Linked DNA regions of Mus musculus: all the other regions are linked to region 1. A link is a loop called in an ENCODE intact Hi-C map of the cell type or tissue named here. Cell type or tissue: gastrocnemius. All regions are shown on one strand. Each heading gives the region's core, and the rest is flanking DNA. Links, peaks and the distances in the headings are about the cores only. Region 1 holds the start of Sox6 (SRY (sex determining region Y)-box 6). Region 2 overlaps Sox6 (SRY (sex determining region Y)-box 6). Region 3 has its middle 44 kb from the start of Gm51455.

What was found. Hi-C counts contacts between places; a loop is a spot of excess contacts. Peaks named below come from ENCODE experiments on the same cell type or tissue, not always from the same donor. Only the 100,000 strongest peaks of a DNase experiment are listed, where the experiment ranks them.
Region 2: a loop joins it to region 1, with 4 times the contacts of the local background. A loop is called at or near these places in 2 of 42 quality-filtered maps.
Region 3: it touches region 1 in a loop (7-fold over the local background); 11 of 42 quality-filtered maps call a loop at or near these places.

The regions. Positions count from the first base shown.
Region 1 is chr7:116,035,306-116,045,258 of GRCm38, reverse strand. It overlaps Sox6 (SRY (sex determining region Y)-box 6), which reads left to right and starts at 6,515. Exons shown (of 16, transcript NM_001025559.3): 1 at 6,515-6,582. In gastrocnemius, for the core only: a CTCF peak has its summit at 4,846 (motif pointing right); DNase peaks (open chromatin) are centred at 4,869, 5,487, 5,854 and 6,555; H3K4me3 peaks cover 2,833 bases; H3K27ac peaks cover 1,691 bases.
Region 2 is chr7:115,534,236-115,544,188 of GRCm38, reverse strand. It overlaps Sox6 (SRY (sex determining region Y)-box 6), which reads left to right. Exons shown (of 16, transcript NM_001025559.3): 12 at 2,383-2,567. Among named protein-coding and RNA genes, the nearest start is that of Gm51455, 42 kb to the right of the region's middle. In gastrocnemius, for the core only: a CTCF peak has its summit at 5,069 (motif pointing right); no DNase peak of the experiment used is centred there; H3K27ac peaks cover 883 bases.
Region 3 is chr7:115,449,146-115,459,098 of GRCm38, reverse strand. No RefSeq gene overlaps it. Among named protein-coding and RNA genes, the nearest start is that of Gm51455, 44 kb to the left of the region's middle. In gastrocnemius, for the core only: a CTCF peak has its summit at 5,613 (motif pointing left); a DNase peak (open chromatin) is centred at 5,563; H3K4me3 peaks cover 318 bases; H3K27ac peaks cover 1,555 bases.

The sequences.
Region 1 (9,953 bases), core at 682-8,681:
GTGAGACAGACTGTGTGAAGCACAGACCGTGTGCTGCAGCTAACGTGCTATGGAGCCCTTGCCATTGTCAATGTGCATTATGACTACATTGTACAAAGTTCTGGTATGCAAATGTGTGGCATTCAGAGAAGTGAAATAATCCTGTGTTATTATTATCTTTGTAAATTACATCTGAGGAGTTTTTGAGGACTTATGATGGCAGTTTCTATAGTCACAGTCACGCAGTGCGTGCAGCACAAAGTGTTTTTCTTTCTCTATTAACAATAAGTGAGCCAATGAAAATGCTTTTTAAATACATACCCGGCAAGCAGTTATCTGGCTTTTCATTCTTACTATCCACAAACCATCCTTTATCGTCTCTTAAGACAGCATAGGAAACAGCTTTGTAAACATCTGCTTTTCATTGTTAATTGTCAGAAAAACTGGCATTTAAAAGCGTTGGAATCCTCTTAATCCTATCAAGAAAGCTATGTTATATACGTTTCTATCTCCCTTTCAGGTTGTTTCTCAGACTGTAAAAACATGTGTCCCTTCATTCATGTCTCAGAAATCACTTGTACAAGTACAACATTCTCATTGGTGCTTTCATGAAATTTCTTTCTGCAATTAGTTGAAATATTACCAACAAAGGCTAAATTACATACAAAATAAGCAATATAAATACAGAGTTTAAGTATATAATATAGACTTTAAAATTTCATGGATATATTCCATATCGAAATGTTCAATGATAGAAAATATAAGGAAAAGATATTTGGTAGCCAAAAGACAGATTAATTTAGGACATGAAATCTTCTGTCTTTAGGAAATATGCTTTATTTTCATAGGCTTTTTCTGTTCCAATAATTGAGCCATTAATGTCAACAGAGACTCCCTGGCAGTGATATAGTATGAAGGCATTTGCAGTAATGCAGTGGCACTTCTTTCTAAATCAGAGACTCTGTTGAAGTAATCACTAAAAATATTAAAATTCTGTTCTAGTTGTTCTGAATTTATAATGTGAAAGTGACTGCACCCATCTTTCAAGAACATAAAGAGCATCCATAATTTAATAATTAAGTAACACATAATAACCAATAATTTTTGTTACCTATAAATAGGCCTGTGTAACAAGAGTAAGGAATACTAAAAGAAGTAGCTGATTGTTAATAAAAACTTTTTTTTCAGAATGTGCTCATTTAAAGCATTTTATAACCTTTATTAAATTGCCATCTTACTATGCAATTAGAATGCATTGTCATTTTTCTTTCTTTAAAACATTTGCACTTTATCCTTTTCTAAGCTGGTAGAAGTTGGACTCTCACTGCGTTTCTTTTGCTTTTTAAACTTGTATTGGAGTGATGTAGAACTAGGCCTTATCACTGCATAGAAAATTAATTTAAATGACATATTGTTGCAGTTTCTATGACAACCATATCATGATGCTCATGTTCTTAAAAATTTATAAACTATAATCTGAAGTATGCTAATTCTAGTGAGTGTAGGCAACAGTCATTTGCTTAATATTCATTTTGCTACTGCGCTCATCAGCTTTGAGAGTCAGATGGTTAACATTCTGCATTCAATCCGAAGAGGTTTATATGAACTCTTGGGTTTATGCATTTTCCTCAGAAGCTACAGTTACTGAACTTTTAAGCATGTATAAGAGAACCTTTCGCTGCCTGTTTTCTTGAAGCAATAGGAATGAATACGGGCGTGAACACATGCTGCTGACTTTCAACATGGCTGCTTTTCTCTCCACCCCTACTGGAAAGACAATATCCTCAAACTAATGTAAAAAAAAAACTAATAAAAACAAAAATTCAATAACATCCAATGATCTACTTAAGCAACAGTGACTATTCAAATCCTTGGGAACACTGGCTTATTCCTTCAACTTTAGTTGTTTGAGTTCAAGAAGCTCATATCGCTATTGTATGGTTATGATGTATGATAATGACATGTATCATCAGTTTAAGGATATTTGCCTAGCACTGATATTAAACATTTTGATTTGAAATACAGGTTGAATTTTTTTTAGGACTGATTCAAAAATAAAATATGCTATTTAGTCTATGGCTTATAACCATGGACTCTCTTGTTAAATAAAGATGCTTTTAGATATACCACTTGAAAAATTAGAAATGTATAATTAAAAAAATTTATTTTAGAAATGTATATAATTTGTTGGTTGATAAAAATTAGGTAATTTAATTTAAACAATATATAATGAATAAGATAATTTAACATCAGGTGGAATTATCAAACACCATTTTTGCTAATATATTTTATAAAAGTCATTTTTAATTCGTGTTCATTGAATTATAAAAATGCAAAACATAAATCCTTGGTTAACATGCTTTTAATTATTTTCTTTTCACATGTTAGGCTCTCGGTGAATGCAACAGAAATCCTATACTTAGACATTTTAAAAAGCAATCTGTAGTTTCAAAAGAGAGATTGTTAAGAAACACATTTTAAAATTATAGGACACCAAATTCAGTTTTAAAAACACAATGCATAAAACATAAAATTCTAAAGCAACTAATCAAACTTCTGAAGAAGGACAATGTCAGTAAGCTGCTTTGCTGGCAGCAACTGGTGAGCGGACCCTTGTCTGTCTTTTATGAGGCAATTACAACAGGTGTCATATTGATTTGCCTACTGTTTCCTGTGTAGCTCGAGTGTATCCTAAATGGAATGACAGTCATCGTAGCGAGTGGTAAACTTCTGGTCTGGAAGGAAGGTTTAGTCAGTCAGTCAGCACCTATGAGGCAGTGTGACAGTGGGCCACGGTGCAAAGGCAACTCAGTATCACACTCACTGAGAGGGGGTACTGGGGAGTTTTAGTGAGGGAGTTTACTGCTGTGTTTGAAACATAACTTTTCATTGTATCCCCCCACCCTGTGTGTTAAATTTGTAAATTGTCCAGATCACTTTTATTTTGGTTAAAAAAAACCCCAAATTCCATATAGGCTTTTCAAAGGAGCATTTGGATGTGTGATAAGCCTTTCTATTTCCTGTGACTGTTTGCCTGGCATTAGCTTCAGTGGCATCCAGTGGTAAAGCAGCTGTAATCCTGACTTGTTCTTTCATGGAGCAGTTCAAACAGGTTAGCTTGATGATTTTAAAGCACGGTTGGTTTATATGGGGCTTGGAGCGGTGGTAGGGGTTACAGTGGTTTCCAACCAGATCCTTGTATTTTTGATGGCGTAATTTCATTACATTTTCCTATTTATTTTCTATTTATAGTAATGTGAAGTATGCCCATTGAATAATGTCAGCTTAATATTGCAAGGATTTTTGTTTAAAAATTATGGAATTGGTCTCTACACATTCAATGTATTTTCCAGTTCTTTGATATTTCTACCTAAGCTTGGTTTCTGCCAGTTATGTTGGCTCTAGTGTTTGCCCGTCTCATTTAAGATAAAATGAATGGCCAGTATTATGTATAGTAAAGCCAAGCTTCCTTTGAGTTAAGGCTTTGGAGCATTGTGCAAGCCTAATGTTCTTCCATGAAGTTGGCCCACCCCACTGTGACTAAGAAATGAGATGATTTGAGGGCTATTACATACTTACGATTTTCATAGTGGATTAGAATAACATTACTTAGCACAGGTGTTTCTATGATTGGGATTCCCTGGGAAAATTCAGTACTGTATTCAATAGTACTCAGCTTTCCACATGAGCGAAGGCACTGTTGATTTGCTGGGCTGTGGCATAAATCAGGAGAGAGGTCTGGCTTCGAGGCTTGTTGCTTCTCCTTTCAGAGAAAACATTTCCTCTTGGCTATTAGCATCATATTGCTGTGGACCTATTTACAAATTTTCTTTCATTTATTTATTGCTGGCCAAATACTGGAGGCCACAGCTGGTGTCAGCCAGTCCTGGTTTAAGCTTTCATATAACTCAAAATAGTTCCCAAGTGTCCTTTTTCTTAAACAATTCTCCTTTTGTAAAACATCATATTTAAATAACATTTATGTACTCAAGCAGCAGTGAAAAATCTCAGAAGTGTTCTCAGGGCAGTTCTCTGAGGAGAACCTTTGGGATGGCTTTGTAAGATGCCTCCAAGTCTTGAAGGCAGTTGTCCAGGAATAACAAAGAACAACTGCAGTAGGTTGTTGCAAGATTCAACAAGAGGGCTCTTAAAAGCCTGATATACAAACTGCAAATATATCTGCAGAGCAGTGAGTGAAAATGAGCTTAAGACGATGGAAGCAGGTGATACAATTAATAGCACACTACTGTTTTGCCAAACCTATTCTTAAGGTGCCCAGAAGGCCTGAGTTTTTGGGAAGTGGGACACTTGAGACTCAGCTTTTGCAGCACATAGCTATGCTGTCTCAACGTTCCTCTCTTGTTTTCAGTTCTCATCTTAAGACCTCTGCTTATGACTGCTTGCATCTCTAAGTACCTTTGTCTCCCATCGAAGAGCAAGCAAAGGAACCCAAGGGAGGCCGAGGCCGCCCTGAGCCATGACCTCCGTCCTGTAGGAGCCGAGGCTGTGTCTTTCTCAAGGTATCTACCCGTTCCCTGCCTGGGTAGTTAGTGCTGAAAGTCCGGGTCTCGGATCTGTTCTCTAACCCCAGGTTTGTAGTCTAGTGAGAGAATGCACTGAGTACTGGCATTAGCTACTTTGCAGGTGTCGCTCTGCCATCTTCTGATCTGGGTTTCCCAGCAGTACGGCTTCCGGGACTCCTCTGCTCCAGGGGGACCTTCGTAGGCTTAAAACAAAAACAAAAACAAAAACAAAAACAAAAAACAAAAAACAAAACAAAACAAAAACTGTCCCGGAGGTCGTCCTGGCTGCCAGCTCTGCCTGCATGATGGGTCGTAGTGGCTTTGAGCCCAGCGCACTCTTGAGCTCCACCTCAAGGTGGCGACCGAGGCACGTAAACAAAGGCTGCACTGGCAGTTGGCACCCATGGGCTCCTCCACGAACTCCAGTTTCCCAGCGGCTCCTCCGAGAGCTGAATTGACTGTTAAAGGGGCCCTTGTAGATGGATCGTTGGGCCGGAATGTCAGCCGTGCGTTCGTGCGTGACTGAATGACTGAATGACTCTCTTTCTGTGTGTACACGCACGTGCGCGTAGCCTGCGCTTCTGTATCGCCGAAGCAGGCAGAAGCGCTTCTAGGATGGAAACTAGCCCCGTTTGGGACGCTGGAGCTTTCCTGGCGTCACCTGAGCCTGCAGTCCCCCCAACCCCCCTCCCGTCCCCTGTGATCTGGCTGGTCCGGGCTTCTGCCCACTGTGCGGCCTGAGTACCCTGGGTCAGTGAGCAACTGGCAGGACAGAGGGTTTGATTGCTGTGGCAAACAGCAGGTTTGCAGATCTCTGTTCAGTGACACCCACGATTTATGAGTGGCTCCGGTATATACAACTCTTTGCTGCGCTGGAGTCCTCTAGGGTGCGCGCAGGCCGACCCTAGGGGTAGGGGTAGTTGTGGGCGGAGAAGAGAGACACGGACAGTGAAAGAATAAGCATGCGGCAGTCATACAGTCTTACCTCAGGGACGAAGGACACGGTTCCTAGAACTGCGATCTGCACGGCCAGTGTGCAGCCCAGCTGTTTCTCCCGTAGGCGCTTCCCGCCTAACACCGCCTTCTGACTAACTTGGATAGGGCTTGAGCTGCCCCCTCCTTTTTTCCTCCCCTTCTTTTCCTTTCCAGACATCGCTTTAACTCAACCCAAGGCATATCCAGAAGTCAGTTCCGTATAGAGCTTCCATTCAGTCGTGGGGGGGGAAATCCGGTATACAGTTTCTTGTAGGCAGATGGAAGAACTAGATGGTTACAGGACTTTGGAGGGGTGCGTAGGAATGGCACGGGGTGTTGGTGGCAGCGAAAGACAGTTTCTTTGGGGTCTTCGCACTGCCGCAGGTAAGGCTCTCAGATTACAGCTGCCCTCCTGTAGAGTCACAGTTGTGGGCTAGCGGAGGGCGCTCTGCTGTTGAGAGGGGAGTGGAGGAGGGTGGAGTGGGAGAAATGGGCTCTGGACAGACTCCACCAGCACGCATTGTCTTGGTTGGTGTCTGTGCCGGGCGCTCAGCTGATGTCTTTGGGAGCTTTTGAACAAGGTAGACCCTCTAATACCCTCCCCCACTCTCTAGACAGTGTTTCAAAAGATGCGAATAGCTCTAAAATAAGTTTAATTTTTTGTCTGACTTCCCGTTCAAGATGTAAAAAGGATCAAATAAATGAAACTTTATTTGACTGTGGAGTTTATCCAGAGACTCAGCGACATCTCTGGTCTTTGGCCTTATTCTAATTCTATGGTAGTAATTACCCTTCGTTTCTTTAAGTGCGATAGATTTATTGCCTTAGAGACTATGCACAGTTTGATTGAATTATTCATTTTTTTCTTTGGTGTAGACTGCATCTGGGGACTCTGATGTGACGTGTAGATTTTTTTTTTCAGGAACAAAGGGAATGTGGAAATGAAAGAGAGAGGGAGAGAGAGGCTGGCAGATGTAATGAGACGCGGTGAAGGTGTACGCAGACGGGCACTCCCACGCCTCCTCCCTTCGGCTCTCACTGCAGCCCTGGGTAACTCGCAGGCTAACACAAACAGCTTTTCTCCCGCAGCCTGCCCTCTGTCACTGTAAGTACATCACCCTTCTCTTATCAGCATGCAGATTCCAGCCACGCACTCCCTCGCCTTGGCTTTGCACCTTTGACAGCAAAAGCACATTGGGAAATTAACTTTCCTAAGCTAGGAAAGGCATGTCTAGAAAACTTACTTTTTATTTATCTTTATTGTTCTTTGAAAACAGAAGTTCATGCATTTTTACCACTTTTCCTACCTTTGTGACAGTGCTCTGTTGCTCTTGTCACCGTGGCTATGCTTTTTTCAACTGGATGACTCTCAGATTCAGATGAAATTTAATGTTATTCTCCATCCGTTTAAAGTACAGGCGCAGTGCCTTGTCCTTCTGCGAAATGCTATCTTAAAGGACGAAGAATATTATTCACAGTTTGCTTTTGTTGCTGAAACCCGAGTTCCAACCTCTTTGAGGCACTGCCTGTCCCAAGGGCACTGTTATTTGGGAGCTGATACTATCTGCTTCTCCCAAACTTAAACAAAAGTGCCGCGGGCTGCGAGAGCGCTTGGGTGTTTGTCATCCAGGGTTAAGGAGACCAATGGCGAAAACTTTTCTCCACGCTGTAATTAAAGTTTTTCAACTTCTTCCCTTTTGCCTTTTACACTCGTTCACATACTCTTCGTTTTGTTAAAAGTTCTCCTTGGTGTTTTGGAGTGAGTGACATATTTGTCCTGTTTACACAGTAGCCATGAAGCCCTTCCTGCGAGAAGTTGGCCACCTTAAGATGAAGTCATGTAGGTCTGAATGATCCGCCCGGTTAGTGTAAAAGAGCCTTTCAAAGGGAGAATTCGAGGTTTTAACGGCTGTTCTATTTTCTTTCTTTCTTTCTTTCTTTCTTTCTTTCTTTCTTTCTTTCTTTCTTTCTTTCTTCTCTCTCTCTCTCTCTCTCTCTCTCTCTCTCTCTCTCTCTTTGCGTGGGTGTTTTAAATATTAACTTCTGAAGCAGGATTAATTGCATTGCCCTTCCCAAGTTCAGGGGGAACCTCTCTCCAGGAACGCGCCTTGTCTCTGCCAGTTCGTGCCTCTTCTCTGGAGGTGCGAGGCCAAACTTAACAAAGCCGAGTTGCCTTTGGTTGGTCGAGGTGCAAAGGGACACAAACACAGCGGGCGCCCAGGCAGCAACCGCAGCAGGCAGGTAAGTCAGCCCCACCCGCTGGCCTCTTCTTCCCTTCTCAGTCCTGGCATTTCAAAGGCTGGGTTCAAGTCGAGCTGGCTCCAGACCCTAGAAGTGAGCTTGTGTGTTCCAGGATTGGGATGCGGTGTCGGGTGCCCTTCATAGACTTCTTGGAACCCGCAGGCGTGCGGATCAGGTGGGAAGCCCACCAGACCAGCGGATGGATGCCTGGCTTTCTGCCTCACCCACTTGCGTAGTACAGCTGGTGCTCAAGGCTTTGGAGGAAACCCTTAGCAAGCACACACCCCTACTTCCCCCGGGCCACATGTCACCCAGTGCAGTCTGGATTGTGACGCCCAGACCCCAAACTTTAGTGTTCTTCCTTTGGGACGAAATATGTCACCTGCTCTGGGTTGTTTGCCCCTCAGCCATCTACTTTGGTACTAGTTTATGACTTGAAATCTAAAGCGGTCTCTTGAGCTCCTTTTCAGAAGGTACTAGGGCCTTGGATCACAGAAATCTTTTTCTTTTCCTTCTTGCCTCCCGCCAGCCCAGAGGCCTGTTTTCTGGTCGGCTGGTTCTGCTTCCCAGATCCCAGAATACTCTGTGATTTTAAAAGACCAATGTGCTGGTATTGGGAAAGCCAAACCTGCCTCAGCAATTAGGAGGAACCCAGTGGCGCCCATGTTTGCTTATGCAATGGCTCATCTGTTTGAATGGCTCTTCCCTGCGAATTGGTCTTTGACACCTATCTTGGCACTTCTCTTTGCAGCTTTTTAGGGCAGGTCATTTGGTTTGACCTGTAGGATTTGGACAGGGTTTCTGGACAGGGTTTCTGGTTTGAATTCTCAGGAAGGCAGCTGAGGCAGCTGAAGAGTTCAAGGCTCAGGAATTCAGAGCTGGGCCAGGTGGAGCCTTGCTCAGACACAAATGGGGGAAGCTTTCTCAGATGGAAGTGCAGATTTGGACTTTCCTTCTGGATGTTAGGTCTATGGACGGTCCAGTGTTCTAAGGAACACTGCTAAATAAAAATCTGGCCTACTAGGTACCCTTCATGGTTCTCTAGTTGTGCTATCTGGAGGCAGTTGTGAGCAATGGAAATCTCAACATTTCTTGTTAAGGACTCCTTTCCTTCCAACCAGCCTTCAAGCCATTTTAACACACAGCCTCTAAACTCTGAACCCTCCAGTTGTTTTCCAGAAAGCAGAAACAGCCAGTCTCTGCATTTCTCCAGGCTCATCCTAGGTGTGCTCTCTACCTCCATCCCACCTCTCTCTTGTCTGGAGTTCATATGGAAGCTAATTAACATGGAGTATACATTAGGAGCCTCTTCCTTCCATTGCCTGCTTAACAATTTCTCTTTTATTCTTGCTTCTATCTATGGGAGGTCTTCCTCTTGTTGCTCATCATTCCAGATTCTTCTGTTTACTTCAGTGTCTCTCCTTAGAAGGCTCCTCAAAGGAGCTCTCTTTTGTCAGTTTCTACAAAGTAGAAGCCTTTAAAGTCTCTGCAGCTTATGTTGATCAACTAGGATCTTGCTCCTAGCTTTGTTCCTGATGTAGGTCTCCACTGACCTCAGTTTTGTGTTTTTGTTTTTGTTTTTTTTTCCTTTCTGGGCCTTGCTTGAGGGAGGTCGACCCCTTGTACACTGCCTCTTGCCAGCAACCACAGATAGTTTTCTCACGTACCTCTTTCTCTTTTCTCAACTACCACTGCGGACACCATCTATGTTCCCTCTGGTTCTGGTCTTCCAGTTGTCTATGCCTTGAGAAAAGGTTCCAGGCCTCTCCTCATTTAGGCATTCTGCATCTGCCACACCATTAGTCCACTCTACACATAGCTCAGAGGGGGATCTTGATCCGGGCTAGGGCTTTTATTGTGGGAGGGACAGTGCTTTTTATTCAATAATTGTTTATATCTGAATGTGCAATTTTATGTGCTAGTCTGGTCGACTTAAAAGTTTTCAACATCTCCAGGCTTCAGTTTAGCCCTCTGGGATTGTTTCTTTCTAGTGTCTAGTCTTTGCAAGGCTGAGTTAATGCACATGTGTCACCCACTCAGTTCCATAGAATAGACAGACGTTCAGCCATTTTATTTATTGCTGTACAGGTATGAAGCTGTCTGTGGTGTTTGCACGTATCTTTTTATAGAAATTTTATTCCGTGAACTCTGTCAGTCATATGGCCTTCAGGACAAGGCTACCCACAAAGTTAGGGATTTGTTATGCCAATTTCTTTTTCTTTCAGTTTCTCCTAT
Region 2 (9,953 bases), core at 1,166-9,165, 500 kb after region 1:
TTTGTCAGTTTTGCCCTGACGTAGTTTTGTAAGGGCATCAAGAATTGGCTTCATACAAGAAGCATGTCACAATATGCCTGTTCCTTCTTGCCCTCTGAAGGGCATTTTCAAGAACTTGAAGGGATTTTCTTGCCCCTGTTTGAAAAGTATACAGTAAAAGCATGGGCTTTACAAGGACACAGCTGAACCAAAAAGTTAGTGACTAGAGTCGTTTTGGATTTCCTAAACCCTGAAAAGTCAATAGTATTGTGTAGCTTGTGGGCTTCTGCAGGCCTGAAGAGAACAGTCCACCTGCCAGAGTCTCCATTTTGAAAGACAATGATAGGTGGATCCCAGCATGCTTGCCTGCTTTGGTAAAATGAAACAAAGACAGGAAGGCACTTGTCGGCAGGAACAAAGCAAGCACTAAGGGATTGTTAGTAGACTTTTCACACTTTTCACGTCTCTTGGTTTCCAAATAAAGACTATGGGGGCGTGGGTGGTGGGGATTAGACTGGCCATTTTCTTACTATGTCCTCTTCCTTGTGGTATTGAATCATGGAGCCTTATTGCCTATCAGGAAGCTCACAGTTAGAAGTACACTCAACTGGGCTGAGTGTGAGTGTGTCTTCTGACAGTAAGATGTGCTGTTACCAATGGCAGTTGGGACGTTAGGATGTGGACAGCAGTCTGTTCTGATTTCCAGTTAGGCTCCTCTCCTAGGAGCCACAGATTCTTACACCCTGTCAGGGCCCCTCAGGGAGAGGATGGAGACACACATCCAGAACGTTAACACGAACTGTTTCTTTTGGCTGACATCTTGGGAGTTGGGAGATGAGAAAAGAGAACCAACATAAGGAAACAGAGGCCTGCTTCTTGAAGTGGCTTTGTGCAGTCACTTTCACATGTTGTTTGGAAAGTACTTACAGCCTGGACTGTGCATCCAAAGGGATAGAGACAGAGCTGGTATGTCCCAGGCCCTGCTCCTATCAGCAGCTTCTTAGGTCAGAAGCCAGATGGGAAGGACTAAAAGCATTAGCTGCTGGACAGCAATCTTGTGCAAATAGTATTTCACAAAAGTGGTCTTTTATTTAATCAGCAAACTTCCAAAACAAAAGAAAATGTTTTTAATATTTTATAAAGTAACTGACTTTTAAAAACATTTTCATAGACAGTTTTTGGAACTTTTTGCAACATTTTCTATATGTAGGTATATATATATGCATATATACATATACGTACACATATATATGTACACACATTGTACATACAAGGCATGTGATATAAGCTTGATTGTAGTCTGGTTTTCCTGTTCCTGTCTCTGTGAGGTATATGCATATATACATATGTACCTCTAACACACATGTGTGGTGAAATACAAAGGGCCTCACACAAGTAGATTGTGTCAAATACACTACAGCAGCTGAAATCTATCAGAAATCAAATAATTGCCCTCCTTTGTCTCAAAATGGAAAAACCAATCCAACAAAGTATTTATTTAAGCTGAGACAATGCAAAGCATAGAGGAAAATTAGTTTCCATTTCATTTTCCCCCCTGGGTTACACAGAACATATTGAAGGAAAATGTTTATTCTTACTTGATTTTAGGATTTGTGCTCATGTGAAAGCCATCGACACACATACTGCTTCACTGTCAGGAGCGGGAGTGGGGGAGAGGGCTGGGAGCAGTGGGTGTCCAAGCTGGGGGTGGGGCAGGGTTGTCATCCTCTTGGTAAATAACCGAGGCAGCATGATAAGAAGAATGCTTCATTAACCAGCCAGCTCTTGGAGAATGGAGAACGTGTTGTGTTCCTCCCCGCCCCCTCACTCCTGCAGTGGACACATAACATACACATACAGATGTCACCATAGTGCACATGTGCCCTCTTAGGTCTCATTCTGTTGAGCTTAAAACTGCTCTCCTCCACATAGCACACAAACAGAGGATGGGGACAAATCTCAGCTGCCTCTCTGCCTACCCCTGTCTTGTCCATCCCCCACAGATCAGCAAAGATTGTACGTAAATTACAGATACATGCAAAGCAGTTACCCTCCCAGTAGACCTAGGACAGGAATGTAGGGGCATTGATACTGTAGGCACAAGCAGGGAAAATACTCCCCCCAGTATATACAAGATTAGAACCTTGGACCAGTCCTCCGTGAGAGGGTAGAAAACAACCACACAGCCTGCAGTACTGGGGTATCCTCCATGTGCAACCTGCACCCTGAACCTGTACAGCTTGGTTGACTTTCTGTTCTCTAACTAGTGTTGTAGTTTCCTTAATAACAAATGTGCCCCTTCCTTGTTCAGAGAATACACTGTTACCCTGGGGAATGGATCATAGCCAGCACATGAGAGACTATGTCCCCACACGCCTCTAATAATTCACCCTGTGTATGCAGATATACTATCCAGTCTCAACTCTCCTGCCCTGTTTGGGGACCAGGACACAGTGATGAAAGCCATTCAGGAGGCTCGGAAGATGCGAGAACAGATCCAGCGGGAGCAACAACAGCAGCCACACGGAGTTGATGGGAAACTGTCCTCCATGAACAACATGGGGCTGAGCAACTGCAGGACTGAGAAGGTAATCCTGTATCCCTCTCCACTGCATGGCAGGCCCACCAGCTCGTCTGCATCTCTTTTGCTTTAGGCCTCCAGGTCCTAACTTGCTACCAAAGATCTGGGCTTCCAGCTTGAGGGCCACCTTGTAATTTATCGTCCTGTGTCACATGGTCACATCCCTGCTGATGGGCACTTAGGTTGCCTCCCAGGTACCCAACCTACCTGCCTGTTGCTTTCTCTCTGTCCCATTCTGGGACATACTTAGGAACTTTCTAATAAAGTCTGTAAATTATCCAATTAGAATGAAAATCTAGTGTAAGAATGTTTAAAAGAATATAAACATAAGCTCACAACAGTTAAGTGAATTGTTGCTCACCATTAATGCTGTGATTTTCCCTCAAAAAGTAAAAACCAAAAACAAGCAAATTTCAAACTGTATTCATTTTTATCAATTTGATCCAGCAAATCACTTATGTAGTACCTGTTCTAAGATAGATTCATGAAGCATGGAGCTAAACAGAGCACACACTAACAGGGGAAGGAGACCATGAAGAGGCAAGCAAGTATGCAAAACAGAGTGAATATATGTTAGGAGCCAAGAAGAAAGTTAAAGGGGAGAAGCCACTGGCAGTAGTGACTGCCTGGGCCTAAGACTCAGGAGAGAGACCTGAAGGAAGCCATGGTGAAGCCACAGGAACAGGACGGAAGGCACTCCAGACAGAGAGAGCCAAGGGTGTACAGACTAGTGTGGCCAGACTGTCATAGGAGAGGGAGCAGCAGAGGACATGAGGTAAAAGTCATAGCCTGGGAAAAGCATGGTAGACCTGGCGGGTTCTGGGAAGCCTCTTCAGTTCATGCCACGCTGGATCTGTCCTGGGTGTGAATGAGATCTGGTTGACATACAGGAGACATTTGGCCTCTTGAAGAAATGTGGAAATGGGGTGACTGGAAGGTGTATGCCCGATAAGACAACTCATTCCTTTTATACATACAAATACTTGCCCGGCACTAAGTTATGAGAAAATGTTTATTTATTTACTTTTAACTGTGGAACTACTGTAGAGAGACAGATGAATTCTGTGATAGACAGTAGTAATAGTAGTTAAGTAAGTGTTAAACACTTCCATGTGTTTATTCTGTAAACTAAGACTGCAGGCTGCTGAGCTCAGGCCGGGAACCTCCCCTTTGTTTCAATCCTCAGTGACTGTGGTGAGGAGACATGGCAGAGTTTGCACAATGGAGAAAAGCTTGTGGTTTCCCCAGTTCCCTGCAGGGCTTTTCTGTTTGCTCCTGAAGAAGTTGGAAGTGTATGGTGCTTTTTGTAGTCCCCTGTGTGGTGTGATCATCTGGAAGCTCAGGTGTAAAACCCTTTCCTAAGTAAGGACGCATTGGCTTGTATAGAGAGGCAGCGACTTCAGCTATGTGGCTCTGGAGGCCAGTCCCCAAGCTGTGCTCTCTGCAGCTCTCCTGGCATGACCTCCCCCTTATTTTCCTGGCTTCTAATTGTTGCAGGAACCCTGGCTTGTGTCTATTCTACATCGATTTCCTCCTGTCTTTTCTATATGCCTTCTGTCTTATGTGTCTACTTTCTAACCCATCTAATCTGTTGTGACCTTACTCTAACTTGCAGACATCTATAAAAACTCTACTTCAAAATAAGGCCACATTTGTAGCCACATAAGGTTGAGACTTCTCTCTTAAGGAAACAATGTGAACCTCTACAAGGGGTGCAAATGCATAGCTCATTCCCAACCTCTTGACCTTACTGCTCTATTCTTGGGTCACATTCAGGAGACATCTGGAGTGCAGGGTTAGATGGGGCTGATAGGGCTGGTAATAAGATGGGGCACTCCAAGCCCCATCTTATTGCACTAGATTAACCCCAGAAAGAGCTGGTCTCCCAAAGTATAGTAAAGTTGGGATTTCCCCCTGAGTTCTCATTGGACTGTGGCTGCCCTTAGCTTCCTACAGGACCTGGCACACCATACATAAATTCAGGCAACACACCTACCCATAGAATCAGAAATTAAAAGTAGTACCTTGCATCTTATGTAGTTACTTACTTACTCTGATCAGTTGGAGCTGCAGGTCAAATGTGGACACTATGCACTTCAAATCCCAAAGCCTAATTTCTATTTCCCACTGTCTTTTCTTAATTCGTTTGGGAGGAAGAAATCTGAAGTTAAAAATGAAAAAGAAAACTATGCTTTTCCTTGGAAGTTATGAGAGAAAAATGAGAAGTGAGGTTGACTTTGAACACACTAATAAACTACAACCTAAAATATAACATGCTGAAGAGAACCGAGTCCCTCAAGGTAAACGGCAATGTGGTTTTCACAGAATCAGGAAGCTGTGGTTTCCCAGCTGAAGGGTCTCATTGTGTCAGTAGCTAGCTTTACTGGGGTTGAATTTGGGACACTGGAAGCCCACGCGCTTTAGGGATGCTATGCATGTTCAGTACAGGATCTCAGACCTCCTGACCTCCGGCTTGGGGAAGTTTGTGTGACCTGGGCCTTGTTGGCCTCTAGAGGGAACATCTGTGCTTGCTAGGCCGGTCGCTGTTAGAGGAATGCATCAAGAGACCATCCAGAGCCCCGAAAGCAGCTTTGTCTCTCGTATGACTCATATCTCAATCCTACTTTGGTGGCTTTCCTTCCATAGGGGCACCACTATTTCTTCTCACCTTTTCTTCTAAATCAAAAGGGAGTATATAATATGCAGAAAGACTAGGAAGTAGACTGGTACAAATCCAGGTTACTATCTGGCTTGAAAATTGCCACCTTTGAACTACTGGCCCAGTTTTCTTTAAATATAAAGACCTTTAAACTAGACTTAGGAATTTGTTCTTTGGACCCCATATTACAGTTTTAGGTAAGTTTTATAGCATTGCTGTCACAAGCCTTGTCATTGACTAAGCATACTTCTCGCTCATACTTGATCATTCTTTACAAAAGAATGTAGCACACATACCTGGGCTCCCTGGGGAGCAAGCCATTAGCTGGATGTTCATGGCAGGTGTGTGTATGTGTGTGTCAGGGGGTGACTCTCCAAAAGTGCTGTCTGTAGGAGGGACAGGGACAAAGCAGGACCGGGTGAGGAAATGGTGGCCCTGTGCCTCCACCAGCAACTCCTGCACAAGCTCCAGGACCCCACAGTTACTGAGAACTGCTCCAAGTTTAGAGAGAATGAGTTTTTACATTAGTGCCAGTCAGTCCTTTCGTGAAAGCTGCTCTGAGAAGAGGATTTGACCTGAGGTGACTGTCTTTAGCTGAAGCAAGGCCAAGTAACATACATAGATAGACCCTTCCAGTGCTAAAGGCGATGGGGAATTACATGCCGGTGCCTACCACTGCCTGTCACATTTATCACTCTAGGTGTCATTAAATAGATACTGTATGTATAACCAGGGTGGACTAACATTTATGGACCTGGAACAGAAAAGCCATGTTTCCATAGCACACACAAGCTCACGTGTGTGTCCATATGAATACATATTTATCCATGATCTGTTTCACTTTATTGAGCAAATGTCTGCTATGTCAAAACATCACTGATTTGATTGGTCAGAACAGCCCCAGTGGAGCATCTCTCTTCAGGGTCTGCTAAATACATAGATTGTGGGGACAATAGACTGTAACGGCACCCCAGGAGCTCTTCTGCACCATCATCTCCAAGAGCCTCTGTGTGCACAACACACACACACATACACACACACACACACACACACACACACTGTGAGCATCCTGCCAGCAGAAGGCTGAGTTTCCATCCTAAATTAGCTTTTCCCACCAAGAACACCAGCCGGCCCCATCTGTGCCGGAGCACCAGTGTGATTAGATCATATTATGGTAAATTCCTTACCACACTTTATTGTTCTGATAATTCTAAGTATTTTTGTTGTGAAAATCCCAGGCTGAATTTCAATCACTCTGCTTATAAATGTCCTAGAGCTAACTAAGCTCAGGGCATCTGGCTAAGGGAGAGGTGAGGCAGGGTAGCCCTCTTAATGAATGGTCTGTGGTGCATTTGACCTATGAATGGACTCAGCGATTGGCTGGAGAATGTTCTTGTGTGGGCATCATGTCAGGTTGCAGTGCTCAGAAATGGGCAGGCTTCACAGGCATACACATGTGGCTTGAGCCACCACCCTCTGGAAACTGCTTGAGAAAGATTTTGGCCCTCAGCAGATGACAAAGTGAGCCACAGTGACATAAAGACCACACTTTACCTGTATCTGAAGTACATGGGCTGTGACTGAAAGTACAGAGTAGAAGAGGGAGTTTTTTGGTGGAGAGCCTGTTCATGGTCCTGGGTTTGCTGAAATCTGATAAAACCAAACCATTCAACTACCACCACCACCACCACCACCACCAGGCCCCTTATATGAGGGGATGGAAGGGATTTTTACATCTTACCTGGTAGAAAGGAAGGCACTTCCTGACATTTCGGACTTAGAGCAAAAAACGGATTTGAGTCTTGGTGCTTCTCATCCGAAGACTATTTTCACATAGACAATTGTATCTGATTCAGTTAGCAACTTTCTATGATAGTTTTAATCCTAGGACATACAAAAGAACTTGTGTATTGACTGTCCCAAACCTTTGATGGCACAAGGAAAAGCTAGACATAGAGCAGCATGAACCTCCTGCTTTCTGTCTCCACAGTGCCTTGTCCCTGCTTGGCTATTCTTTGGCTCTGGGTTCATAAACAGAAGGTTGAATGATGCAGATATACATCTGTCTGTCTGTCTGTCTCTCTCTCTTCCTCCCCCCCCCCCCCCCCCCCCCCGTGTGTGTGTGTGTGTCTTAAAAGGCAACTGTTGCATTTTTCCAAGCATAGGTCCTTGTTTCTTGCCTGACTTTGCAAAGCTCAGCCCATCAGCACCGCAGTGTATAAAGCTCCCTTCTAATTGGGGAAGGGAAACAGTAAGCGGGCTCTGCTGCTCATGGTCAGTTGCTACAGCTTCTTGTTATTTCTACAGCTGATTCAGATATTTACTGTTGCATGACCAGGTAAGCATAATCAAAAGATCAATGCAGCCATACAGCAGTAACTGAAATGGGGCTGAGAGGAAATTATTTAGCAAACAGCAGAATGACTGAACTCCTTATACAGACCAGTGGGATTTTACTGTTTTCAAATCAAGTATATGCAGAACCAATTGATTGCGATTATTGTCTTTGCAGTTTGACTAGTGTGATCAGTTGCAGTGTTTTCTATGTTTCCTTTGCTCCCAAAACTATACTATGGAGGAATGTAAACCACAGTGGAAATTTCACAGGAAGGGGCAGAATCTATGATCACCTTTGTTTGCAAAGGAGAGCAGCAGTCAGTTCAAAAGACATTGAATGATTCTTTGAACATGATAAACAATACTTAAAAAGTGCTTTAGGCTCCAAAAATACTATCTGTTACATACAGTGTGTCTCTCTTGATCTGTCAAGGATATGGGCTTTGCTGTCCCTGTTTCTTGGTTGGGAAGCAAAGGCCAGCTAAGACCTTACCCCAGCATGTCTTCTCTCATCATCTTGTTTGTTTTCCGCACCTGCAGAAGATGGAGAGGGAAGTTTTACTTAGAAATTAAACCAAGGGGTATATCACACCTCCAAAACATACAATTTACTGAACATGTCAGGAGCATGCTACATAAACACGTGTTCCTGGATGTTTTTTGAGATGAACATATATAGTTATACTTAAAGAATGTACACAAATCAGAAGCTCTATACAATTTGAAAAAAGCAATGAGGCTTTATTAGTGCTGCATTTTGCATTTGAACCAGCAGCACTGGGCAGCTCTGTGTGCTGTGTGTAAACTCTGGCTGAATGCAACCATTACCTTCTTTCTTTCTTCCCTGTTGTCAGGGCTATTTCATTGGTTGCCTAGCTACTGGTTTAAGGCTTAATTCATTAAAAAACAAAAAACCAAAAAACAACAACAAAAAAAAAACCCTTACTTGGTTGTGTTTCTTATTTCTTCTGCACTCTCACTGGGAGGAACGGTGAGGACTGGTACAGGGTTTCAGGACTCACGATGCTTTTTAAGAACAGAGGTGAGGGTCTGGGGCAGATAGGAAGCTTTCAGTTTTACTTACAAGTATCTAGGTCAAAATGCAAAATCTAGTTATCACTTCTAGTAAATGTGTTAAGACTCAACACAGTCAGGTAGTGGTTTTGTGCCCAGCTCTGGAGGAGCTATTATCTGGGCAATGTATAGAACATAGAACATACTTATTAATTAAGCCCCTCACTAGGGCAGGCACTTTTTTTTTTTTTTTTTGGTTTGGTTTGTTGAGACAGGGTTTCTCTGTATAGCCTTGGCTGTCCTGGAACTCACTTTGTAGACCAGGCTGGCCTCGAACTCAGAAATCCGCCTGCCTCTGCCTCCCGGCGGGCAGGCACTTTCTAGGCCTTCATCCTTGTAGATCTAACCTTTCTCCTGCCAGGGTGTCATCAACCCTTGAGGTTTTAGGGCCCTTCCACATTTCTGAAAATTATTAAAGACTTCAAAGACTTTGAATTTGTATGATCTATACTCCATGGATGATAACAACCAACATCCATCATATTAGATATTAAAACTGAAACATCAGAATACTTATTTAACACAGTAGCAAATTAATTAGTTATCAATGTTAGTAACATTTTTAACACTAACCATGCTATGTAAAGCAAACATATCATGTGGACAGCATTGTTTTTAATGTTTACAGTCCCCTTTAGTGCCTGACTCACTTTGGAAATAGGCTCTCTTTCTCTGCTTTGTCACTAAAATTTTATCCTTAGTCATGTAACATTTTGAGCACAATTGTGTGTATAATAAAGAAAGGAAAGGAAAGGAACAAATAATGTCTCAGTATGATTGTGGAAAGAATTTTGGCATACTGGATCCTCTAAGGGGCCCGTGAATTTTCAGAGCAGGGATTGTGAGCTGTTCTAGGTTGTACCATACACCTATCTGCATCAGTGACTGAGTTGCATTCACCTTAATTTTAAAACATCTTCTATTCAAACATCATAAGTATTTAGCAATAAGTACAGTTTTGAGATTTAGTCCTCTTAGAGTTAAGGGAGAAAAACTGTTAACAGAACTATATGGTTTGCCTTAATGCAGAAAAAAGTCATTAGGAGTGATTTGCAGTGGTACAGGTAAATAAGAACTACAGGGAAGAGGGCTACTGGGAAAAGAAAACCAAGGACAACAACTGGAAAGAAACCAAAGTAGACATGTGAAGGTGAGACGAAGTCCTGTAACAGTGTAGGAGGATAAGCACACAAGCAGTTTTGATGTTCATGTTTGTTTAATTGCTAATGGGGTCTCTCATAGATTTCTGTGTTTGAATGCTTGGCCATAGGGAGTGGCACTATTAGGGTGGCTTCTAACCACTTAGTACAGGCTCTCGCCTTA
Region 3 (9,953 bases), core at 796-8,795, 590 kb after region 1:
TTTGCAGCCAGCTTTTATGACTTGCCATTGGATAGATGACAGGGCGGGCTGACTCTGTTTAAACAAACAAACAAACAAACAAACAAACAAACAAAAAACAGCCCTGGGATCAATGGATAGACAAATGGGAGAGGCAGGGAGGGGGAGCAGAGCTGCTATTTGCAAATGAGTTTGTCATTCTAGGAAGGTGGACCTAAGTGCTTAAAGTCTCCTTTTAACTGAAAGTAAGTAGAAGGAGGAAACAATAAACAGTAACAATCAATGAGCTAGTAGATAGAAAGCAATGGGGGAAATCAAAGAAACCATCAGTGGCTTCCTCTTTGAGGTCAATACAATTGATAAACCTCTACTGAGGCTGGACTGGAGGGAAAGAAGGGATGTAAGCCTCCTGGACAACAGGAAGGAGACCGCAACAGATAAGAGAAAACTATGAAAAAAAATGCTTTGTGTTTTGGTCAATGAATTTGAAGTCTTAGATACAGAGGGCAATTTAAAAATTAGCAAGGAGGCTCAAAAAATGGTACGAAATATGAATAATTTCCTAGTCTTTAAAAAATATTTGATGTTTTGTGGTTACAAACTCTTCCCACAAAGAAAATTCCAGGTTTGGAAGTGGCATTGATAAACTCAAGTATGAAAGGAAATAAATAATGCCAAGCTTCAAGAGTTTCTTTTAAGATTTTAGTATTACCCTGATATTAAAACCGGGCAGAGACATCACAAAAAAAGAAGGGAGGGAAGAAGAAAGGAAGGGAGGAAGGAAGGAAGCAAGGAAGGAAGGAAGGAAGGAAGGAAGGAAGCAAGGAAGCAAGGAAGGAAGGAAGGAAGGAAGGAAGGAAGCAAGCAAGCAAGCAAGGAAGGAAGGAAGTAAGGAAGCAAGGAAGGAAGGAAGGAAGGAAGCAAGCAAGCAAGGAAGGAAGGAAGCAAGGAAGCAAGGAAGCAAGGAAGCAAGGAAGGAAGGAAGGAAGGAAGGAAGGAAGGAAGGAAGGAAGGAAGAGAAGGGACGGGTGTTGGCATTTTGTCCAAGCTCTGCCCCACAATTACCTGGCAACAGCCAGGTGTACCTGACTTACTATAAAAGGGGCTGCTTGCCCCTTCCTCTCTCTTGCTCCTGTTCCCTTTCCCTCCTCCCCTTCCCCCTTCCCCCTCTTTCTCCATGTGCTCATGGCCGGCCTCTACTCCCCTCTCTCTCTCTCTCTCTCTCTCTCTCTCTCTCTCTCTCTTTCTCACTCTTGCTCTCTTTCTGCCTTTCTCTGCCTCTACGACCTCCTCAACTCCCCTCCCCATGCCCTAAATAAACTCTATTCTATACTAAACTGTCTTTGTGTGGCTGGCCCCTCAGGGGAAGGGATGCCTCAGCATGGGCCCCGCAGAGGCACCCCATTCTCCCACACCATACCACGACTCCACCAAACATATCTCTGGTCTCTTTCTTTTTATAAAACACAACAATGGGTGGGTGTGATGGATGAAATGGATGGGTGGGATGGACAGACAAAGGGAAGAGCAAAAACTTGATCAACATCTTTAGTGCATGTATGCAAGAATCTTTGACATGTATGCAAGTGAAATTCCAGAACGTACCAAAAGAAAAATTAATCATGACCAAGAGAGGTTTATTCTAGGAAGTCAAGATTGGTTTAATATATTATTTTTATTTATTTCTTCAGTAATTTTGTTTACTTTCGTATGTAATGTGTGTGCTTGCATGAGTTAATGTGTGCCATGTGCATGCAGCCACCGTGAAAGACAGAGAGGGTGCTGGATCCCCTAGAGCTGCAGATGGTTGTGAGCAACCATGTGGGTGCTGGGACTCAAATCCTGGTTCTTTGCAAGGGCAGCCAATGCGCTTAACCACTGAGCTATCTCCCCAGTCTCTTGGTTTAATATTTTTTTAAGCAATACATGTAATTTACATTTAAAAGAACAATTGAGAAAACCAATATTATTACCTAAATCATACAGGAAAACACTCAACTCCCACCAAATCTCATTTTTCTCAGTAAACTTTTAGTGAATTAGGAATAGAAGCAAATTCTCTGCTATTCCCTGCCCTGTGTGTATGTGTGTGCATGTGTGTGTCCGCACATGTGTATGTGTGTGTACACATGTGTATATGTGTGTGTGTGTGACCTCTAACTCACAATCTTCCTGCATTGCCCTCTTCATCATGTGCCTACTGGCAGGTACCACTGTCAGAGGTCACACGACTGGTGAAAGTGAACACTCTTAAATGGTAAAATACATTGTTATTATAAAGTTTGGGCCAGAAATGTCCCCCTTAGACTCATGTGTTTGAGCACCTGGTCCCCAGCTGGTGGTACACTTTTTGACAGTTATGGGATCTTTGGTATAAGAGGTCTACGTGACATATGTAGAGGGCTTTGAAGAATGTTGGCTCACTTGTTTCTGATTCAGCCCCGTGCTTCTCCATTTGCTAATGTGGGAACAAAACTGCACGGTAAGCGCCAGCCACAAGGCTTCGTGTTTTCCCACCGTGAGAGCCTGCCTCCCATGCACAAAGTCTGGGTTCTTGTCCAAGTAGTGCATAAAAGTGGGCATGCTTAAGGTAGAAGAGAGAAGTCAAAAGTTCAAGGTCATCTTCAATTACACAACTAGTTCAAGGCTAGTTTATCCCCCCCCCCCCCAAATGGAGGGTATGCATTTGGAGGGCATACAAATGACAGGACAGGGCCACACAGACATTGCTGAGGGAGGCATTCCATTCCACTAGATATTTGCACCCTGGTGGCAGGTGGTGAGGGCAGGCAGGAACTCAACAGGCATGGATCCTGTCTGTTACAGGGCACAAGGACAGTCGGGTGGCGAGGGAAGAAGTGGCAAGAGGCCCTTGCTTCCTGAGCCCTGAGGAAGGCTCCTCCATTACCCTCCTGGTCCTGAGTTCAGAGCCTCTGTGGGGAGATACTAAGGCCTCTTACTCTCCACGCTTTACACATTATGGGGTGTCATCACCTCCATGATTTGCTTGACAGGACAAATTATTATCCACCTATTATAGCTGAGGAAAGAGATGATCGGACTCTCGTTCAAGGTCACGTGCCTCACAATTCATCACTAATCCTTGTTTGACAACATGAAGTCCTGGCCGCAGCCAGTCAGCCATGCTGCCTCTCCTCGGGCCTCTGTGCAGGCCAGAGCTTTCCATCCCAAGGGTATTGGTCCCCAGCTCTCCCAGGCTCCATATGCCTGTATCTAGGGATAGCAGCCTTCGTTGCCCATCTAACACAGTGCCAGGATTATATTTGTACATTTAAATGAAGCACTGTATAAAATGTCATGTTTCCTGCTATCTATGAATTATAAACCCTGACCATTGAGCCATGAAGGTTGCAAGGGAGGCACTGCACTGGCTGGCAGAGGCCACGAGCTCACAGGTCCCTCCATCCTGGATGCAGCACATGCTTGGTTGGCTCTGTTGCCATGGCCAGATCTTGGTGTGCCTGGCTCTTGTTGTCCTGTGAAGTTACGTGAAAGAGAGCTTACTTCCCTTACAACATGCCCAGCTTCTCCTGCTTATGGGTATTTAAAACACAAAAACACTTTAACTACATGTCATCAACCCAAGAAATTAATTGATTATTTTCTGGAGTGTTTGGTGTGGCAGGAACAGTCTCATTGACCAGGGACAAGGAAGCCTCAGTTTGGGTTCTCTCCACTTGTAGAGTCTTTCCCTTAGCATCTGGCCCACTGGGCTGCTCAGCATATGAAATCACATGCCATCCATCCCTCCTCCGGTTGGAGGAATAGTACACACACTCTACTTGGTCTTCCTTATCACCAACTTCAACAAGCAGGCTCAAAGCCCTGCTGGCCTTTAACCCTTTCAGCAGCCCTGCTCTTATTTACAGAACAAGGTTCCAGTCCATAGCCCAGCCCCTGCGGCTTGCTCTAAGCTCATCTCTCTGTGTCAGGTGCCTCGGAGCAGGCCCGTGGCTTTGCACATGCTGCTGGTCCGTTGTCATGTGAGCCCTTTACCAGCAACATCTCTCTCCTTACCTGACCTGGAGGCAGCTTTAGCCCTCACTGTCTTTGGGAAGCCTTCCTGATACCTGCAGATGCTTGGCTAGCTCCACAGAGCCCTCCCCTGCAGCACCGGGCCATGTTGTTATTTTACACTCATTTCTGTGATTCACTGATTCCTATCTGTCAGCTTTACTAAAAACATAAACTTTCTGGGGACCACAAATGGTGTCTTTTGTTACTCCTTTGGGTCTTCCATGGGCTTCCTACATTAACCAAAAGACAGAGGAATCCCATCTAGTTCTCAGTGTTGGCCACACCTGCTGGTTCGAGGCAGATGAATTCTTTCTGCAGACCTGAGCAGGCCTGAGCACTCCCAGTATCAGTCAGCCTAAGGAAGCAATGGAGGAGCTAGAGGGCATGGGAAGTAGCCACAGCGTGCAGCAGGCAGAAGGAAAGCTAGGTTTGGCTGGCTCTGGGGCCAGCACTTGGCTGTCACTTGGCTGGCTTGGAAGGAAATAGGACTTAAGGACTTTTATTTTGGGGTGGTCCTGTCGATGGACTCCAGGGCTTTGTGCTCTTCCATTGAACCACAATGTGAAGACTGGCGTCTTTAGAAGCTTGAAGAGTAGAGTATTGCACTGCAGTGGTTGTCAACACAGCTGCCCCACAAATGGTCAAAGTTCTCATCTTGATGAGACCCGGTACAAGGGCCTCTGCGCAGACCTGTGGGGAATTATCTTGTGTTAAGTGAGATGCAAATATGCACCTACTGTGAGTAGAGCCAGTTTGTGCTGGAGGGGGCTAGATTGTAGAAAATGGTGGATTGTATGAGAAAGGTGACCATGGGCTCACTGCTCTTTGCTTCTTGACTGTGGACACAAAGTGACCAGATCCCACTAAGGTCTGCTGCAGTCACTACTCTGCCATGATGGACCCTGAACTGTGAGTCAAACCTTTTCTCTCATTTTGCTTTTGTGCCCGCGCTGTGAGGAGCTCCGGTCTAGGCCCCATGGCCTTGCGTTTGAGGGGTCTGTGTTTAAGTGCCCTGGCCCAGCCGAAGAGTCAGATTATTTAGTGTGAGTGCCCTGAACCCACGTTGCTTTCCTGGTTTATTCTAGTGCTGTCTTCGCACTCCCTAAAGATTGGCAGATGGCCTGGAGGATGACCTGGGTACTAGGTAGTTTATGAAACACGACAATGAGTCCTGGGTTAAAAATGCCCTGCCTAGGACAGGTGAGTTCACCCCTGACTCCACACTTTTAGCTGGGCTGGTCTTGTCCCTAAGCATAAGGAAACCTCTGGTTTTCCAAACAGGAGCTCCTGAGCCCCTGGGGGCGACAGAGATCCTGCCTCCCGCCCAAAGGTGGCTGATTTGGCTGCCGAGTTCCCCTGTAAATTGGTTCCGCATGTTGCCGACATCAGGCCCGAACGTTTGCTCAGCACACAGCAGTGAGGGCCCTCCGGGGAGGCTGAAACCCCACACCACCCGCCATCCGCCCCCAGATCTAGGCTGCCAAGCCGCTGCCCGCAGCCAGCTCCCGGGCCCAGGGGTGGGCGAGCCAAGACTGTAGTGCGGGGGCCCTGGGGCCTATAGACCCCCACAAGGCAGCCATGGCGCCACCTCGTGGCTGTTTGGAGGACTGCGCCAGCATGGCAGCCTGCTCTTATCCAGGGCCCTGAGACCAAAGATGGCTTACTGGAGAAACGTGTTAGAGGGCTAAATCTTACCAAAGATGCTTCTGCTCTTATTCCAAGAACTCCCAGGGAAGGAAAATGCGGTTCCCAAGCCTGAGCTATTTTTAAACGACACCATGCGCCATGCAGATGCTCTGTTTATGGCTGATGTTCTAAGCTACTAAGAAGCGCTGTGCCTTTAACCAAAGGCAGATGCCCACTGAGGGTAATTTGGGTGGGCTGGGCCTGTCAATTCCCAGGCCTAAGTGGCAAGGCACGCAGAACCTTGTGGCCAGTCAGAGGCTGGGGTTTCCCCTGGGAAAGATGACTGTTCAGGCTGTTTTCCCTGGGACTCTGTGTCTAAATCTTTCTGGTGTGATTCAAAGCTAAGGCTGGAAGTGGGGAAGACCTCTTACTGGTTACCCCGTCCATATAAGAATAATAACAGGACTTATCCTTGAGGCTGTGAGGTCTTTAGAGTGTTGATATTTTTCTAACAGGTCTGGCCTCTGCTTGCTTTCCATGGCTTCCAGTCACCCTGGGACAAAGCCATTAGCACCTGCTCATCTGTGGGGAATCTGTGGTGGGGACAGTGGATCTAGACCTCCCCTCCCAGACCCCTACTTTCTGTTTGTGTAACGCCTGTGTGTGTAGTGTGTGCACGCATGCTCACACATACATGGGAAGGCACACAAGTATGGAGGTCAGATGTTGCTGTTGGGTGAGGTTGTCACTTTCCTACTTTATATATTGAGTCAAAAAAATCTCTCACTTGAACCCAGAGCTCCCATATTTGGCTAGTCTAGCTACTCTGCTACCTTTGAGCATCCCCTGTCTTTGCCTGGCCCAAATCAAGATTAGAGGCAGGCCAGCACACCCATCTGACGGTTTCCTGGGTTCTGGGGTTCTGAGCTTTGCTCCTTACACTTTACCTTCCAAGCCATCTCCCCAGCCAGCTGACTTAGGCTCGGGTTTGAACCAAGCTCAGGTTAGCCTGTGCCCTCACCTCCAATTATGACTGAGACTGACTGGGCTTGCTACCCTCGCCTGCCAGCTCATACTACCCACTTCAGTGCTTATGTCCCGAGCCAGACCTACATCAGCTACACCTCCCTGCTCAACCTGGACCTTGCTTCGTCTCTAACCCTCTGGTGTCTCAGCTTGCTCTGTCCCTGAGTGTAGGTGCCAGAACTTAAGAACCTGCCAGTGAGCTGGAGTGTACACATTTGTTGTAGTTGGTCACACGATCCGATCCATGGCGGGTTCCTGTTGGTGTGCTGTGCATATGACCAGAGGCAGCTGGAGGTAAGTGCCTCACTAAGAATGAAAGAATGAATGAATGAATGAATGAATGAATGAATGAGAAAGGTACCTGAGGAGAAGGATGGGCATAATTTGAAGACCAGAGCTCACCACAGTTACATGTAAAAGACAGAAGATCAGAGGGAGGACCAGACCCAGGCCCCTCACTGTACAGATGCCCTAGGCCTAAGAGGAGAGGGCACAGTTCCTTGTGTTGCACAGTTGGCAAAATGTTGAAGATGGTTTGAAGGTAAAAAGGTATGACCCAGAAGTAAGACCTCTCCCTGATTAATTTGGTTTTGTTTGTCATTTGTTTTTAGATATTTTCATAGGTAGCCCTGGCAGGTCTTGGACTCACTACATAAACCAGGCTGGCTTCAGACTCATAGAGATCCACCTGTCTCTGGCTCCCGAGTGTTTGAATTAAAAATGTACATCATTCCACCCAGCTTAACTAGGTTCTCAAGTAGCCCAGGTTGGCCCTGAGAATTAATTTTGCACTCTTGACCTTCCTTGCAATCCCAGAATCCTCATTTATTAGCTGTGTGACCCCAGGCAAGCCACTGTGAGCCCAAGCATTTTTGCCTTCAGATGGAAGAAATTCCCTTCAAGAATTAAATTCCATTTTTCAGGAGAAATGTATGGTCACCTACCCAGTACATAACATTGGCAGGGCCTCTCAAATACCTTAGACAAAATTTGAGCTCTTGGCGGATCCAGGAAACATACAAAGAGGTACTAGCTAAGAGGTTGAGCCAGCAGTGGGCACCCAGAGAGGGGCCCTGGGCAGATGGTTTGTTTCTCAGACCTGGAGCAACCTTGCTAGTTTGGGGCTAGAAGAGCCATGCAGAGGCCATCAGCAGCCTCACAACCTGGCTCTTGTGGTGGCAATGCTGTAACTCTGCCAGGCAAAGCTCTAAGTCTTTTATTTGTTAGACCCAAGGTCCTTCTGGGCCAGGCTTGTGGAGACGGACTTGGGATAGCCAACAACCGTGTTTAAGACCCTTCACCCTCTCTTTCAGAAGAGCCTGTCGCATGGGTACCCAGATGGTAAATGAAGCCCAAACTGAGTGAGTCGTAGGTGAACTCGAAGTCTGTAGATCCAGGGCAACAATACAGGAAGCCACCGCCCCAGGACACAAAGTGACACCTGGGGCCTTGTAAGCCATCCTGTTGAAATTCACATAGCTGTTCCCCCCCCCCCCCCAATGTGGTGCAAAGTCTGAACTCATACTTGTGTATCTACCACAACACAGGGGAGCAGCAGGGGATGCAGGAGAAGGGGAAAAAAAAGCACAAATGGTTCATTCGCTTTCAGACGTTTTTTGTTGTTTTTACAGCCCACTCCGCTGCCTGTGCCAGCCGGGAGCCAAGGCCCAGCAACAACGCAGAGTTATGGAGCAGCGCTAAGTGCTTGTTTGTAGGGAACTGCCAAAATGTTAGTACAAAGTGGAAGGTGTTTGTGCGGCGGAGAATAACGGATGGGCTCCCGGGCAGAGGCAGACGCCTGCTTATGTAGGCGGTGCTCTTCTTAGGAGCCTGCCGCCGCCCCAGACCCCAGGCAGGATTTTTCTGAGCACACAGGGCCCTGTGCTGGCAGCTAAAGGGCACGCCTGGGCCTCATGAATCAGCCCCAAGAGGGGTGGAGGCCGGGCCGCTGCTGTTTATCTGATTCTTTGGGTTTGACTTTGCTGGCCAGAAGAGCCCATTCCTCAGAATGTTCCAGAACCCACTGTGTGTGGTGGAAGCAAATAAGAAGCCTGTTTGGGATGCCAAGTGTCAGGGTGTCCTGCTTTGGGAAACCCAAAGAAACTGTCTTGTAAAGAGGCTTGCGGCCCCGGAGAAAGCACCGGGGGATGGGACTCTGAAGGGTGGTTTAGAAGCTGCTCAAAGGGAATGTTCATCGCCTTGTGTGGGCAGCTGGAAGGGAGTGAGTCCAGGCAAGAAAACTGATGGCCCTGTGGCTACTCCATGGCTCTGTTTCTCAAGAAGGGCACGAGCCAACCCATGGCAGTTTAGGGATTGTGGGTGGGGGGGCTGTCATTATTTTCCTTCTAGACTAACCTCCAATTTCAGATCCTCCCGCCTCAGCTTTCTGAGTTGCTGGGATTGCAGACATGTGCCATTATACTTGGCTTAGTCTGAAATCCCTAAAGACCTAAACATTTTCTCACTTCTTACAGTGTGTGTGTGTGCGCGTGCGCACTTGTAAATAAGTAAATTTTCTCCCCCCCCCCTCTCTCTCTCTCTTCCCTGTATGTGTATGGGCGTTTTGCCTGCATGTTGCCAATGCACATGTGTGTGCGGTACCCTAGGGGGCAATGGATCACCCGGCACTGAAGTTATGACTACTGTAAGCCCCTGTGTGGGTGCTGGGAATCAAACTGTGCTCCTCTGGAAAAGGCATTTTTTCCAGCAAGGGGTCTTAAGCACTGAGCTGTCTCTGCAGAGCCTCCCTTTCCCCAATAAAACACATCTTTAAAAAGAAAACAAGTTACTAGTAAACACACTTTGTGGTTATTATCTGGACAGTAAGGGTACAGCAGTAAGCCAGAAACAAGAAAAAGCTCTAATCTTACTAAGTCTACATTTCCATGCACAGACAAATAATCTAAAGATTAGTACATCAGAGAATGATATGTGCTAAGATGATAAAGGAACAATGAAGATAGCCCTGTGATTGGATCTGAGTGTGAACACCCCCTCCCCCATTTCATTTGTTTAAACACCCCCATCCCCAGTGGCGTGGCATTCTTTTGGAAGGTTATAGAAACTTGGAGGTAGAGCCTTACTGACTGGAGTAGGTCCCCTAAGGCATGGGAAGGGTTGAGGTTTTATAGCTTTGCCCTACTTTCTTCCTGCCTGCCAGGTTCTCCTTGTTGGGGTTGCAGTGTGAGCAGCTGCCTCACACTGGAGCCTTTCCCTCTGTGGTTAACAGCCCCACCAAACTGTAGAAAAGGTGAACCCTTCTTTCCTCCAGTTAACCAAGGTCA